2 separate regions of the Homo sapiens genome follow, and region 1 is linked to region 2. A link is a contact called in ENCODE Hi-C or POLR2A ChIA-PET data. All regions are on one chromosome and are shown on one strand. Each heading gives the region's core, a stretch centred on a gene start or an enhancer-like site at or near the end of the contact. The rest is flanking DNA. Distances are from core to core; before and after follow the strand shown. Region 1 overlaps THADA (THADA armadillo repeat containing). Region 2 overlaps LOC107985876.

Region 1 (6,302 bases), core at 1,942-4,441, 450 kb before region 2:
GTACTTTCATTTTTAACTTTTTAAAAATAAAGGCAACTTTTTCCCTAGGGTGTTACAATTCAAGAACAAAACAAATATTGTAGTATGCTAATGCTGATTATTTCTATAATAACCACATGACTAGTTCCATGGAAATAATGCTAATACTTTTTTTCTCACACTCTGTGGCTTATGTTGCATGCATCTGGTTAACAGCTGCGCTTGTGATGTTGCAAGGCCTTGAGATGAAGAAAGGCAAAGGCGCACAGGACATTTCAGGCATCATTATGTTCCTTATTCTCTTCCAAATCAAATAGGCGTCAGTGTCCTAGAGTTACTTGCAGTCATTGCTGGTGACTGGCTGTAGTGCCAATGCCAACATCTTTGCTGAGGAATCCAGCTATGATTAATGATTACTTCACTGATGTTCACCATCTTGCTAAGAAGTAAACATGTGCTAGAGGCCTTTGATTTCCCAACTTCTCTTTCCAAGGACAAGTTAAAACATTTAGTTTTTTGGGTTTGTTGGGTAGTGTTTAAAAAACAAATTAAGGGAAGTGTATTTTGCTTTTACTGTAACTAAGACGTGAAAGCTTCCTATGAACATTATTTTGCCTTGACACTTTTCACATAGCACCCAAATCTTATGTATTTAATTTGTGTGCGACAGCCGTGTTAAAATTGGGAATTAATGTAAAATAAGAGATGTTTGTTAAAAAAAAAAACAATTATCACAAAAAGACAGGTTCTTATAAACCAAAGAATTCTTCCAGTGACTGCTTAAATAAAAAATAAGATCCTGACTGTTTTTCTGTAAAACATTAGTTTCCGTTGTAATGAGGTCCAGTCATTTTTCTATGTTGCCATTCACATGGTAACCTCACATACATAGGCGTGAGAAGAAACTGATGACTGAATGAGCGATGAACTGTATATGTAATAGCAGTGTTCTAACACTGGAACCCCGTCCCCTATGAAAAACTTGATTCTTCGTATTGCTGACTTTAGCTAAAGAAATGTCTCAGTTTAGGAGTCAATAAAAATCCAAAGTCATCAAGAAATTAGTGTTATTTACATTACTGGAGAATTCCTGCTTTTAAACATAACCTTTTGCCCCATGAACTTCCTTTAAATTAATAATAATTAAATATACTTACATGTGCTTAAAACCTTTAAGAGTTAAAAATATAAATGACAGAGAAGAACATCATTTACATTGGAATGGCTGGGCCACACCTGAGGTACACCCTTCCAAGAGCATAGTTGCCCTGGCAAAGCTAGATCTGTGCCTAGTGGTAAAACTATGAGTTTAAGAGTCAAGCCTTAGGTGAATGTGACTGCCGTCTGAATACACGGAGGCAGTGAAGTGACTTGCAGGCAGAATGCAACCCTAGTTAGAGGGGAGAATGTGGAACTTGCATTTCTTATTCTTCAGAGTAGTAACTGTGATCTACTTTTCTCTCAATGGATGAAGAAAGCCATTCCATACAGTCTAAAATACAATTCTATTCTATTTTGAAATTTGATGACTTGAATGTAGATGACAGTCCGTTTAAAATCATCCTGATTTTACAGCTCCTTGTTTAAACCGGTGGCCACTTAAATCCCCCATATAGGAGTATAAAAGGTAGGGAGATTACAGTTTGGGGTTTTTTGTTGCTGTGTGGGGAGAAGAAATGGGGCTTGTTTATAATTCTGAGTTTTCAGTGATATATTCACAAACCATTAGAGCTGGAAGGATCATAGAGATGATATTATCCAGCTCTCTTGGACAAGAGGAAGCTGAACCCTGGATGTTACCTGGTTTGCCCAAGATTGCAAAGCTAGTTTGTGGCAGCTCTGGAACAGGAACCCAGTTCTTCTCCTTGCCAGCCTGTGTTCTGACATGGCACAGTGCTGCCTTTGTGAGCTGCTCATTTAATTTTTCTTTAAGTTTAATTTTCTGTATTTCCCATATCCAGGTAAATTTTCGCAAGCAACAGGACAGTAAGATGACTTGCTACTGAACTTTTTCTTAAATGATTGATTCCCTAGAGCACTTCCTGTGAAGCAGTGTGCTGTCACCAGTTTCTCCAGGAGGAAAATGTGTTCATTCAGAGGCATGTCTGACTTTCCTCCTTCACTGTAATCACATAATGAAAGGTTCTTTCATAGTGTTCCTGTACAAGAGGCAGAGATAAAACCAACTTTGAGGGATGTAAGTGGAGACCCTTCAAGAGTAAGCAGTACACACAACCTTATCTCACAACTTCCTGACTAGTTGATGTGTGTGGAGTTTTCAAACTTGATGTTTTGCTGATGTAGAGCTTTTGCTTGTTATATTTTGTTGGTTCTCTTTTCATGGGCTATCTGATACCCAGTGCCTACTGATTTTTTAAAACAGCTTCCTCCACCTGGAGTACTATATGAACTTAAGTTTATATGTATTTCCCTAATATTCTTAAAAAGAAACTACTAGGTAGATTTTTCATTCATGCTTTCCCTCTGCAGTAATTATCGCCACAGAAATCACACGAGTAAGATTGCCAACTATTAGAAATTGCTATTTTAAAACATTCTTTTTTAGTTTAGTTTTTTTTTTTTTTTTTGAGTCTGGGTCCCATTCTGGCGCCCAAGCTAGAGTGCTGTGGTTCCATTTTGACTCACTTCAGCCTCAACCTCCTGGGCTTAAGCCTCCCAAATATTTGGGACTATAGGTGTGTGCTACCACTCCTGGCTAATTTTTGTAGAGACGGGATCTCACCATGTTGCCAGGCTGGTTTTGAATTCCTGGACTAAAGCGATCCTCCCACCTCAGCCTCCCAAAGGGCTAAGATTACAGGCATGAGCTACCATGCCCGGTCTAAAAATTGTATGTTAGATTCTGTTGTAACTTTTATGATGCCCAGAGTTAACTACATTGATGTATTCCCTCAGTAGTGTCTTTTGTTATTACTTTAGATTTTCTGTAATGAACTACAAATGGGATATATGTTTATTCACAAGTCTTAAATTGCTTTTTGTATTTTCTTTTGCCAAAGTTTATTTTTTAGAAATTACAAATAATTTCATTGAATTGCACTCAATGCAAGTTCCCATTTTTAAGCTTTGAAATGAAGTTGTGCATGTAACCACATCCTATTTATTGACTGCCTTACTACAAGGATATCGTGGGAAAATAAAGAAGTACATAGTATGTGGTTCTGTGACGTCAAAGGGCTTAGAAATACAATAGAGGATACCAGACAGAAATTCATTTTAAAAAGTCAGACTACAGGGCAACAGTTAATATTGCCCATGGTTAAGAATTTGCTAGAAAGCAAAGAATAAACATTCTGGTAAGATGATATCTGAGTGGTAGAAAATTATTACCTTTGTTGTTTTGTAGGAGAACAGTGTTTGAGCTTTGAAGAAATCCCAAAAGTTAGTAACAAATCACTGTAGGAGAGAAGGTACAGTTTAAAACATTAACTGTTTTACTGGAGTGTAAACTTTTGTAAAACATCCCGTTTAACCAAAGTGAAATTAGAAGTGGCTGTGTCTTAAAGTCAGAATTCAAATTAAGGCTTAGGGATTAAGGCTCACTACTTTATAGTATAAAATAAAAATAAAATGGACATTTACTGTTTGCTACTCTTTGCCAGGTACTCTGATAAACACTTAAATGCATAATCTTATTATTTATTTCTCACAATAATCCTGTGAAGTAGGTTCTAGTGTTAGCTCCATTTCACAAGTAAAAGAACTGTGTTTAATTACTTTGCGTTAGTAGTACATTTCAGAATTTACCTTCTCTAGATAAAGGGTAGATTTAAAATATATTTATATTTTTTTTAATGGGTTTTATGCTTTAGATGAGCATTTAGATCCCCTAATTAGTCTGTTGGTGAATTATACCTGCCTGGAAACATGGCATGTAGCTTCTTCCCCTGTGGAAATTTATACCCTGTGAGTCCATAAAACATGTTAATTTCCCTATAGAGATACTTTTTATGAAAAGTTAAGAGCAGGATATGCTAATTTTAAAAAGACAAGTGATTAGAATTTAAATTTCTGTTCTTTAAATTTTAAGAACAGAAATCACTGTATTTTTCTTTCACTTTGATCTTAATTTCCTTTATAAAAATCCTGAGATGTATGTTATTAAAAATTATTTTGCTGGAGGTAACATACTACCAGACTTCAAAATATACTACAAACCTGTAGCAACAAAAAAGTGTGGTACTGGTGTACAAACAGACACATAGACCAGTGGAACAGAATAGAGAACCCAGAAATTAATGTATCTACCGCCAACTGATTTTCGATAAAGGCTCCACGAACTCTCATTGGGTAAAGGACTGTCCAATAAACGGTGCTGGGAAAACTGAGTATGCTTTCTTCATATGCAGAAGGATGAAACTAGACCCACCTCTCACTCTATACAAAAATCAACTCAAAATGAATAGGCTGGGCACGGTGGGTCATGCCTGTAATCCCAGCACTTTGGGAGGCTGAGGCGGGCGGATCAAGAGGTCAAGAAACCAAGACCATCCTAGCCAACATGGTAAAACCCCGTCTCTATTAAAAATACAAAAATTAGCTGGGCGTGTGGTGTGCACCTGTAGTCCCAGCCACTCGAGAGGCTGAGGCAGGAGAATCGCTTGAACCCAGGAGGCAGAGATCGCACCACTGCACTCCAGCCTGGTGACAGAGCGAGTGTCAGTCTCAAAAACAAACAAAAACAAAAAACAGAAATTAACTCAAAATGGATAAAAGACCTTCAAAACAATAAATGGTAAAGACTACTATAAAACTACTTGAATAGTGGTATTTATTCAGGACATTGATCTGGGAAAAGATTTTTTCTTTTTTTTTTTTTTTTTTTTTTTTTGAGTCTCGCTGTGTCGCCCAGGCTTGAGTGCAGTGGCGCTGTCTCGGGTTTAGATGAACCTCTGCCTCCTGGCTTCAAACGATTCTCCTGCCTCAGCCTCCCAAGTAGCTTCGATTACAAGCATGTGCCACCCTGCCTGGCTAATTTTTGTATTTTTTTAGTAGAGATGGGATTTCACCATGTTGGCCAGACTGGTCTCAGACTCCTGACCTCAGGTGATCTGCCCGACGTGGACTCCCAAAATGCTAGGATTACAGGCGTGAGCCACCGCCTGGCCTGGGAAAACATTTTTATAAATAAGACCTCAAAAGCATAGACAACAAAAAGTAAGTGGGATTATATCAAACTAAAAACCTTCTGCACAGCAAAGGAAACAACAGAGCCAAAAGATAAACTTCAGAATGGGAGAAAAAAATTTGTAAACTATTCATCTGACAGGATTAATGTCCAAAATGTACAGGGACCTCAAACATCTCAACAGCAAAAAAAAAAAAAAAAAAAAAAAAAGGACAAATGATCTGAACAGACATTTCTCAAAAACAGAAATGACGAACAAATATATGAAAAAATGTTCAACATCACAAATCAGGGAAATGCAAATCAAAACCACAATGAGATATCATTTCATTCCAGTTAGGATGGCTGTTCCCAAAAAGACAAAAAAATAACAAATGATGGCAGGAATGTGGAGAAAAGGGAACTCTTACACCCTATTGGTGGGAGTGTAAACTAGTATAGCTACTGTGGAGAACAGTGTGGAGATTCCTCTAAAAACTACACATAGAAATACCGTATGATCCAGCAATCCCACTACTAGGCATTTATCCAAGGAGAAGGAAATCAGTATATTGAAGAGATAGAGTGCTGCAACCCCTTGATTGAATAGTGTTGCAATCCCATGTTTATTGCAGCACTATTCAAAATACACAAGGTACGTAATCAACCTGGGTGTCCAACAACAGATGAATGGGTAAAGAAATGTGGTGTATATATACAGAGTGGAATACTATTCAGCCATAATAAAGAATGAAATACTGTCATTCGCAGCTACATGGATGGAACTGGAGGACATTATGTTAAGTGAAATAAGCCAGGAACAGAAAATTAAGCACTGCATGTTCTCACACATGTGGAAGTTGAACTCGAAGTAAAAATTAGAGCAGAGGATACTACAGGCTGGGAAGAGTAGTTGAGAGGGTGGAGATAGGTAGAGTTGTGAAAGGATACCAAATTACAGCTACATAGGAAGAATAAGCTCTAGTGTTCTTTACCACAGTAGGATGACTATAGTTTGCAATAATATATATATATTAATAATTCCAAATAGCTAGAAGCAGGATGTTGAATGTTCCTAACACAAAGAAATGATAAGTGTTTGAAATGATGGATAAGCTGATTATTCTGATCTGATCACTATTTATTATATGTATTGAAACATTACTGTGTACCCCATAAATATGGATAATTATTT
Region 2 (6,944 bases), core at 2,147-4,646:
ATATAATGGGATCCTAGACCTCTCTAGCCTAAATCTGATGCCATAATAGATGAGATTTTGGGGGATCTTTGCAAAGGAATGAGTATATTTTGTATGTGAAAGGAATGTAAATAATTTATGTCCAGAGGATAGACTATGGTGGTTTTAAATATGGCTCAGATTGTTGACCCATTTCCTATCAAGAAATGGAACTGTTTCTCCCTCCTGCTGTACCTGGGCAGGCCTTTTTAACTGCCTTAACAAATAGAATGAGGTAGAAGTGACACTGCATGGCTTCCAAGTTCTGGATCAGGAAAAGTGACGCAGCTTCTGTCTCTCTGGATATATGCCTTTGGATTGCTGAGTGGCCATGTAAAAAACTCCAGCTATAGCCGGGCGCGGTGGCTCATGCCTGTAATTTCAGCACTTTGGGAGGACAAGGTGGGCGGGTCACCTGAGGTCAGGAGTTTGACACCAGCCTGGCCAACACGGAGAAACCCCATCTCTACTAAAAATACAAAAAAAAATTAGCCAGCCATGGTGGTGGGCGCCTGTAATCCCAGCTACTCGGGAGGTTGAGGCAGAAGAATTGCTTGAATCTGGGAGGCAGAGGTTGCAGTGAGCCAAGATCGTGTCATTGCGTTCCAGCCTGGGCAACAAGAGCAAAACTCCGTCTCAAAAAAAAAAAGTCCAGCTATTTTGGGGCTGCCATGTTGGAGAGCTCATGTGGAGAAACCACACAGATAGAGAGATGCCTGAAAGACCCTGGCTTTCGCAGCCTCCGCTTGTTTGTGTCCTCCCAGCCCAGGCACCAGACCTGTGAGTGAAGAAGCCTTGAAACTGATCCTATCCTCAGTCACAGTCTGACTACAGCTTCATGAGACCCCAAGCCAGAACTTCCCAGCTGATCCAAAGAAACCATGAATGATAATAAATGATTATTGTTGTTTTAAACCACTAAGTTTGGAGGTGGTTTGTTATTCAGCAATACATAACCTCTTTTCTAAGTGATCTAGAAAACAGGACAAACAATAATACCTACTTCAAAGGAGGGAAAACAAGTAAGGAGTAAATGAGTTAGACTTTGTAAAGCACTGAGCTCAGGGTCTGGTATGCAGTAAACTCTCAATGAATGCTATTTACCCTTTACAGAGCTTCTCAGTGGCTGGTATCTTGAATGATAGTGAGTCAAACAAAAGTGGTGTTTACTTTAAGTGTACTCTATTTAAGAAGGAACTATGTGCCTGACAGTGAATGTTTGTTGAATAAATGAAAAAAGACAATGATTTTCTTTTTGGGGGGGTGGTCGCTACTCTCCAAAGATGGCCCTGGATGATATTCATTCCCTTCTAGAGTTCCTTCCCGTGCTGAATCTGGTCCAGGCTTGTAATTCACCTTAAGCAGCAAAATATGTCCAAAGTGGTGCCAAGCCATTGCCAGTCCTAAACTTTAATAAGGCTTGGTGACTTCCACTTTATTACTTCTGGGAGCCCTTAGCTGTGATGTAAGAAGTCTGGATACCCTCTTGGAGAAATGCGCATGAAGAGGAGATGTGGAAGGGCCACATGGAGAAGGAGGAGCCCATACAGGACAGCAGGAGAGAAGGAATCCCATCAATGCACCAGTCCCAGCCTAGCCCAGCCCTCCAGGTTCTTTCCAGGGTACCTGACATGTGAGGCCACCATCTTGACTCAGCCAGCCCAGTCTAGCTCCCAGATGACTTCAGTTCCAGCTGCCATCTGGCTGCAGCAGCATAAAAGTCCCTTGGTGAGATCAGTGGAAGAACTGCTCAGCCAACTTATAAAGTTATAAGAGATAATAAATGTTTGTTGTCCATTTTAAGCCACTGCATTTTAGAGTGGTTTGATACATACAGGTAGATAACCAAAAAGTAAGTGCCTAGGACAGCGCCTGCCATACAGCAGGCATTCAATAAATATTGGCTGACTAAATGAATGAACCTCTTCATTCTCTTCCTGTGAAACCTTTTCTGCCTGGGTCTGGGCCTCCTGAGACGCCCTCCTTACCTGCTGCTCACCCCTCCTCACCTGCTGCTCACCCCTCCTCTTCTGCCTTGCCCATGTCCCCCAAGGAATAGGGGACTAAAGTAAAATGGGTGCTCCTGTTGGGTTCCCAAGAGCACAAAACCCTGAAACAGGTCTCCCTTGTGAGGAAATTCCAGGCTGTAGATCTCTAGGTATAATGGAGGCAGGTCTCTGTAAGTTTGTTAAGAGAAAATAGAAGAGAGAATCTGTTCTGGTTCTCTCTTGGGTTTGAATTCCAGTCTCTCCAAGTCCTGACTGTGTGGCAATGAACTGCTGATTCAACCAACTTCCTTATCTGGAAAATGGGTTCAATGTCAAGGCCTTAGTGTAAACAAGTAACCATGACATCCTTGGTACAGCACCTGGAGTGTGGGAGGTGCCATGGGGTCATTAGTGTGTCTGCATCGTGGATGAATCTCATAGACAGGATGAACTAGGTAAGCTGGTCATGAAAGCACATGCTGTTGGTGATTCCATTTCAATGAGGTTCAAAAAGAGGCAAAATTAATTGATGGTGAGAGAAGTTCCAAATCACGGTCACCTCTGAGGGGGACGAATGTTGACTGGGAAGGGGATCCAGGGAATCTTCTGGGGTATTTGCAGTGTTCTACATTTCATCCAGGTGTGTTTGTATGTAAAAGTTCATCAAGCCACGCCATTAAGACGAGTGTGTTTTACTGAGTGTGTTATATCTCCCTAAAGAAGTTGAAAAAATGTTCGCATGTCTCCCCTTCATGCAGGAGTGATCTTCAGGAATTCTCCAATTCTAGGGCCTCTTGCTCCTCATGGGCTCTCTGTCCTGCCCCCTCACCCCAAGTCTGCCCTAGAGCAGCTTTGGCAATGATATCTTCCTGCATTGCATGAATTGGCTGGCACTGCCCAGCCTGGCCTGGGGCTGAGTTCCAGGATGGGAGTCATGTTGAGGGATGCATTAACCTGCTCCTGAGAGGGCAGAGTGGCTGGGCTTGGGTGTCCTCAATGTCTCTGGGGGCTGGTGAGTGGGAAGGGGGCCTCACCCCTATACACGGGGATGTCTGGCTGTGTTGGGGGCCGGGGGTGTTTGGAATAAGCGAGCAACAGCGGCACATCCTTGGCATGACGGGCCCGCTTCCTGGAAGGAGAGCAGGGAGGGGTGCTGCTGAGGGTGTCCAGGTTGGGCTGAAATGAAGAGCCTGTCCTGCTCACAACCCTGCTATTTGGAACCTGGAGCCATGACGTTCCTCAGAGTTTCCATTCTCTGTGCTGCAGCTGTTGGTTACGTGTTTCATTCAAAATGCTTTGCAGGAAGCAGCAGGCTTCACATTCCAGGGTTTGTAGTCATTTTTTCTCTCAGAGCTCTCGGGCTGGGATTAGAATGTTCTTCAAGCCACACTGTCCTCGGCTGGACTCCCCAAGAGGAAGTGGGTGGGTCTCTGGGGGAAGAGAACATAGGCCTAAATGCAGGGACGGAATGAAAAAAGATTGGCCAGGCGTGGTGGGTCACGCCTGTAATCCCAGCACTTTGGGAGACTGAGGCGGGCAGATCACCTGAGGTCAGGAGTTCGAGATCAGACTGGCCGACAAGGTGAAACCCCGTCTCTACTAAAAATACAAAAATTAGCTGGATGTGTTGGTGGGTGCCTGTAATCTCAGCTGCTTGAGAGGCTGAGGCAGGAGAATCACTTGAACCTGGGAGGAGGAGGTTGCAGTGAGCCGAGATTGCACCACTGTATTCCCGACAGAGCAAGATTCCGATTCAAAAAAAAAAAAAAGAAAAAAGATTAAGGCCAGCACAAGTAACTCCTAGAGAGGCCAGCTGAGTTGAGGCCCAGGTATAGTGAAGGGTAGAAAGCTGGTGGGTGGTGGCTCTTGCCCTCCCCAGCGTTAGGCCAAGGAGAACGCAGAGCCTGTGGTGTGTGCACGTGTGTGGTGGGGTGGGGGCAGGGGGCGTGAAACAGACTCAGTGCTGGCCTTTTATCCTGATGGACCCACACTCATGCTTCCTCTCACTGTGGTCACTGCCCTCGGGCTGAGGGAGAGGGTGACATGGGTGTCACTTGCTGAGGCGGCAGCAGGAGACGTATCCTCAGGTTTGGGGCAGGCAGGGGAGCACATTAGCACGTGGACCACATAGATACGTGGATGCAGACAAACAATGACGAATGTTTGCTAGAGTGTCTGCTATGCTCCTGGCACCCGGGTGGGTGTTGGGAATAATACCGCAGGTACAAGACAGACTCTATGGTTGCCATCACAGGAAGGCCTGGCAGAGATGGCCTGGAAGGTGTCCACTGGGATAAGGGAGGGAGAACAGATTCAGGCAGTGGGGGCTGGTAGGCGCCAGGCTCCAGTGGACAGAGATGGGAGCAGGCGAGTGTAGACCGCCGTCGTAGATCCCGGGAAGGAGTGGTACCCAGAGAGTATGAAGGAAGGGCAGAGCCCAGGAAGGAACTTGCAGGGGGTGTGGAGTGGCTGAAGATCTGGAAGGGGAAGGTGACGGACAGATTAAGTCCTGGGGTCCTGAGACAGGGCTCCCTCTCCAAGTCATGAAAAGCCCAGAGGTAGGCTCAAGAGGAGGAGGAGGAGGAGGAGGGGAAGGGGCAGGGGCCACAGGCAGCCACCCCTAATCCAGTGTCACCCTTTCCTTTGCGCTCCTGGGGCAGAGGGAAGGAAACCCTCCCTAAGGGTTAGACCCTCATTAGGCTCTAATGAGAGCCTAAGTCTGGCACTTTAGAGGTGACAAAGCACTTTTGCTTCCCGTGTAGGCAGAATTCTAAATATGGCCCCCAATATTTCCATCCGAACCCCTGAACATGATAAGACATCAAGCCCATGATCATGTGAAATTATATGGCAAAGGGATTTCAAAGACATCATTAAGGATAGAAATCAGTTGACTCTGAGTCCAAGAAAAGAAAGATGAGTTGGTAGGGGCCTAATCGAATCACACGAGCCCTTTAGAAGCAGAGGGTTTTCTCTGGCTGGGGGCAGGAGAGGAAGTCACAGATGTGAAGTGTGAGGGAGGGTTCGATACATCTTTGATGACTTGAAGAAGGAGGGGACCATGTGGAAAGGACTCGAGAGAGAGCAGCTTCGAGGAGCTGATAGAGATCCCTGGCTGACCGCCACCTCAGTCCTGCAACTGCAGGAGTGGAATTCCGCCACAACCCGAATGAGCTTGCAAGGAGATGCTTTCCCAGAGCTTCTGGAAAAGAGCTTCTGATAGGAGCCAGCCAGCTCACACTTTGATTTTCAGCTTGTGAGACCCTAAGCAGAGACTATAGCTGAGCCCACCTGGACTTCTGACCTGAAGTGTGAAATAAGAAATGGGTAGTGTTTAAGCTGCTTTGTAATAATTTGTGATGCAGCAATAGAAAACGAATATACTCCACTTTCTCATTTAACCCTGAGAAGGTCTTTGGGAAGCATCTGACGACTCCCTCTGCAGATGGGACAGGCTAAGTGAGGCCCTCGGTTTGCAGGTGCCCAGCTGCGGCTCAGGGCTGAGCCTAGCTGATTTTTTGGTATCACAAACGCTTTTCCCACCTGAACGGCCACAAAGGAACCACAGGCACTCAGCCTTGGCCAGGAGCACCAGAGGTGGGGGACCTGCATCTCACACTCCCCTTTCTAAGATGCACCTCAGCAGATGCAATCCTGCTGGAGCCTGCAGGGTACAAAGCCATCCCAGCCCCGCCACCTCCCTGGAGAAGAGCAGAGCTCTTGGCAGAAACCAGAGAAGGGCAGTGACCTCAGCCTCCCCCTTCCTCTCAGATGACAAGTCTGGGCTCTGTTAAGGCAAGAGACAGGAACTGAGATCCAAGGAGCCATGAGGTTCGGCTTCCCCTCCCCAACATCCAGTAAAAAGCATTCTCTGACTTGTCGGGATGGGGATTTTTTGAATTTTATACTCGTTTTCTGAATCATTTGTTGGGCACAGTTGGGCATCTCCTAGGAGTCCAGAAATGTTTGCAGGGAGGGAGGTTTTGTTCCTGCTTTATTGATTAAAAAGCCCTAATGAAGGTTTTCTCATTCCTGCAGAGGCCTTTTCTAAAAACCTCCTTAATTCTTCCCAGATGGCGTCCAGTTCTCCCTCCCCAGCAGGGTGGGGCTTCAGAAAGTAGGAGGGCTTTGTGTCTGGCCGACTGGGGATCTCAGCTCTGTCACTTAGTCCCTGAGGGGTGCGTGGGGGCAGGCAACCTCCCCAAGCCTCAGTTTCTTCAGGAGTTTCTAAGATGCAATGAGCCAACAGATATGCACAAGGTCCCTGGCAGGCAAGAAGGAAGCACTCACTATTGCTTCCTTACCCACGTGCCTGAGCACAACACAAGAACTACCTTGGAAATATTTTTTCGACAAAAGAAAACAATTTTGATTCTCATGACAGGCAGGCCTGGTTGGCCAGCAGCAAGAGTCTTCTGTCAGCAAAGTTTGCCTTTGTGCTTCACCTTGCCGAAGCTACTTCCTCCATCTGTGGCGCATTTCCTTCTTTCCAGCCCTCCCTGGCCAGATCCCAGGCCCTGGGAGCGGGGACACACTTGAAACCTCGGCAAGAGTCTTCGAGTTCAGTATTGCAAAGGGAGGTCAGGGTTGAATGGTGGAATCCAAGGCCCTGGAGCAGATGGGCCAGTGTGGGAATATTTTCGGGCAGGGGAGGAGGATGTTGCCAAGGTCCCTCAAGGTGTCTGTCGGGTGGGGACCAAAAGCAGTGGTTGTGCAAGCCTCTCTCCTGCTTGGGTTTATCCTGACTGTCTATTTGCAGGTTTGGAGGTTTGAGCTGAATCCTCTTAGAAGTAGCTTTTGCTGTCCTTGACATTTGAGAAAAATCTGCTTGACTTCAGCAGGTCCTGGGGGCAGAGTTTGGGAATGTGGGAGTGGTCATGTGTTTGTCGGGGTGAAGGGTGAGAGGACCTTCAGGCTCTGGGCCCCAGAATCGTTGGC

The links. A loop is a pair of places that touch in the nucleus more often than their neighbours do. ChIA-PET counts read pairs that join two places held with the same protein, here RNA polymerase II (POLR2A). Pooled maps may share reads with other maps.
Region 1: a loop to region 2 is called in a pooled map, with 3 times the contacts of the local background. The contact joins two enhancer-like sites. A Hi-C loop is called at or near these places in 5 of 50 pooled maps. POLR2A ChIA-PET finds 5 or more read pairs at or near these places in 2 of 52 experiments (MCF 10A and T-cell).

The regions. Positions count from the first base shown.
Region 1 is chr2:43,534,205-43,540,506 of GRCh38, reverse strand. The region is part of intron 21 of THADA (THADA armadillo repeat containing); the gene reads left to right. Among named protein-coding and RNA genes, the nearest start is that of THADA, 59 kb to the left of the region's middle. Within about 2 kb of position 3,191, at least 2 of the 41 ENCODE cell types and tissues checked have a DNase peak (open chromatin) inside an H3K27ac peak, as active enhancers do.
Region 2 is chr2:43,083,048-43,089,991 of GRCh38, reverse strand. All of the region lies in intron 2 of LOC107985876, which reads left to right. LOC124907756 (a long non-coding RNA gene) reads right to left here. Exons shown (of 2, transcript XR_007086299.1): 2 at 5,892-6,944. Among named protein-coding and RNA genes, the nearest start is that of LINC02580, 16 kb to the left of the region's middle. RefSeq lists enhancers at 2,423-2,961, 2,962-3,501, 5,051-5,817, 5,818-6,584. Within about 2 kb of position 3,396, at least 24 of the 41 ENCODE cell types and tissues checked have a DNase peak (open chromatin) inside an H3K27ac peak, as active enhancers do.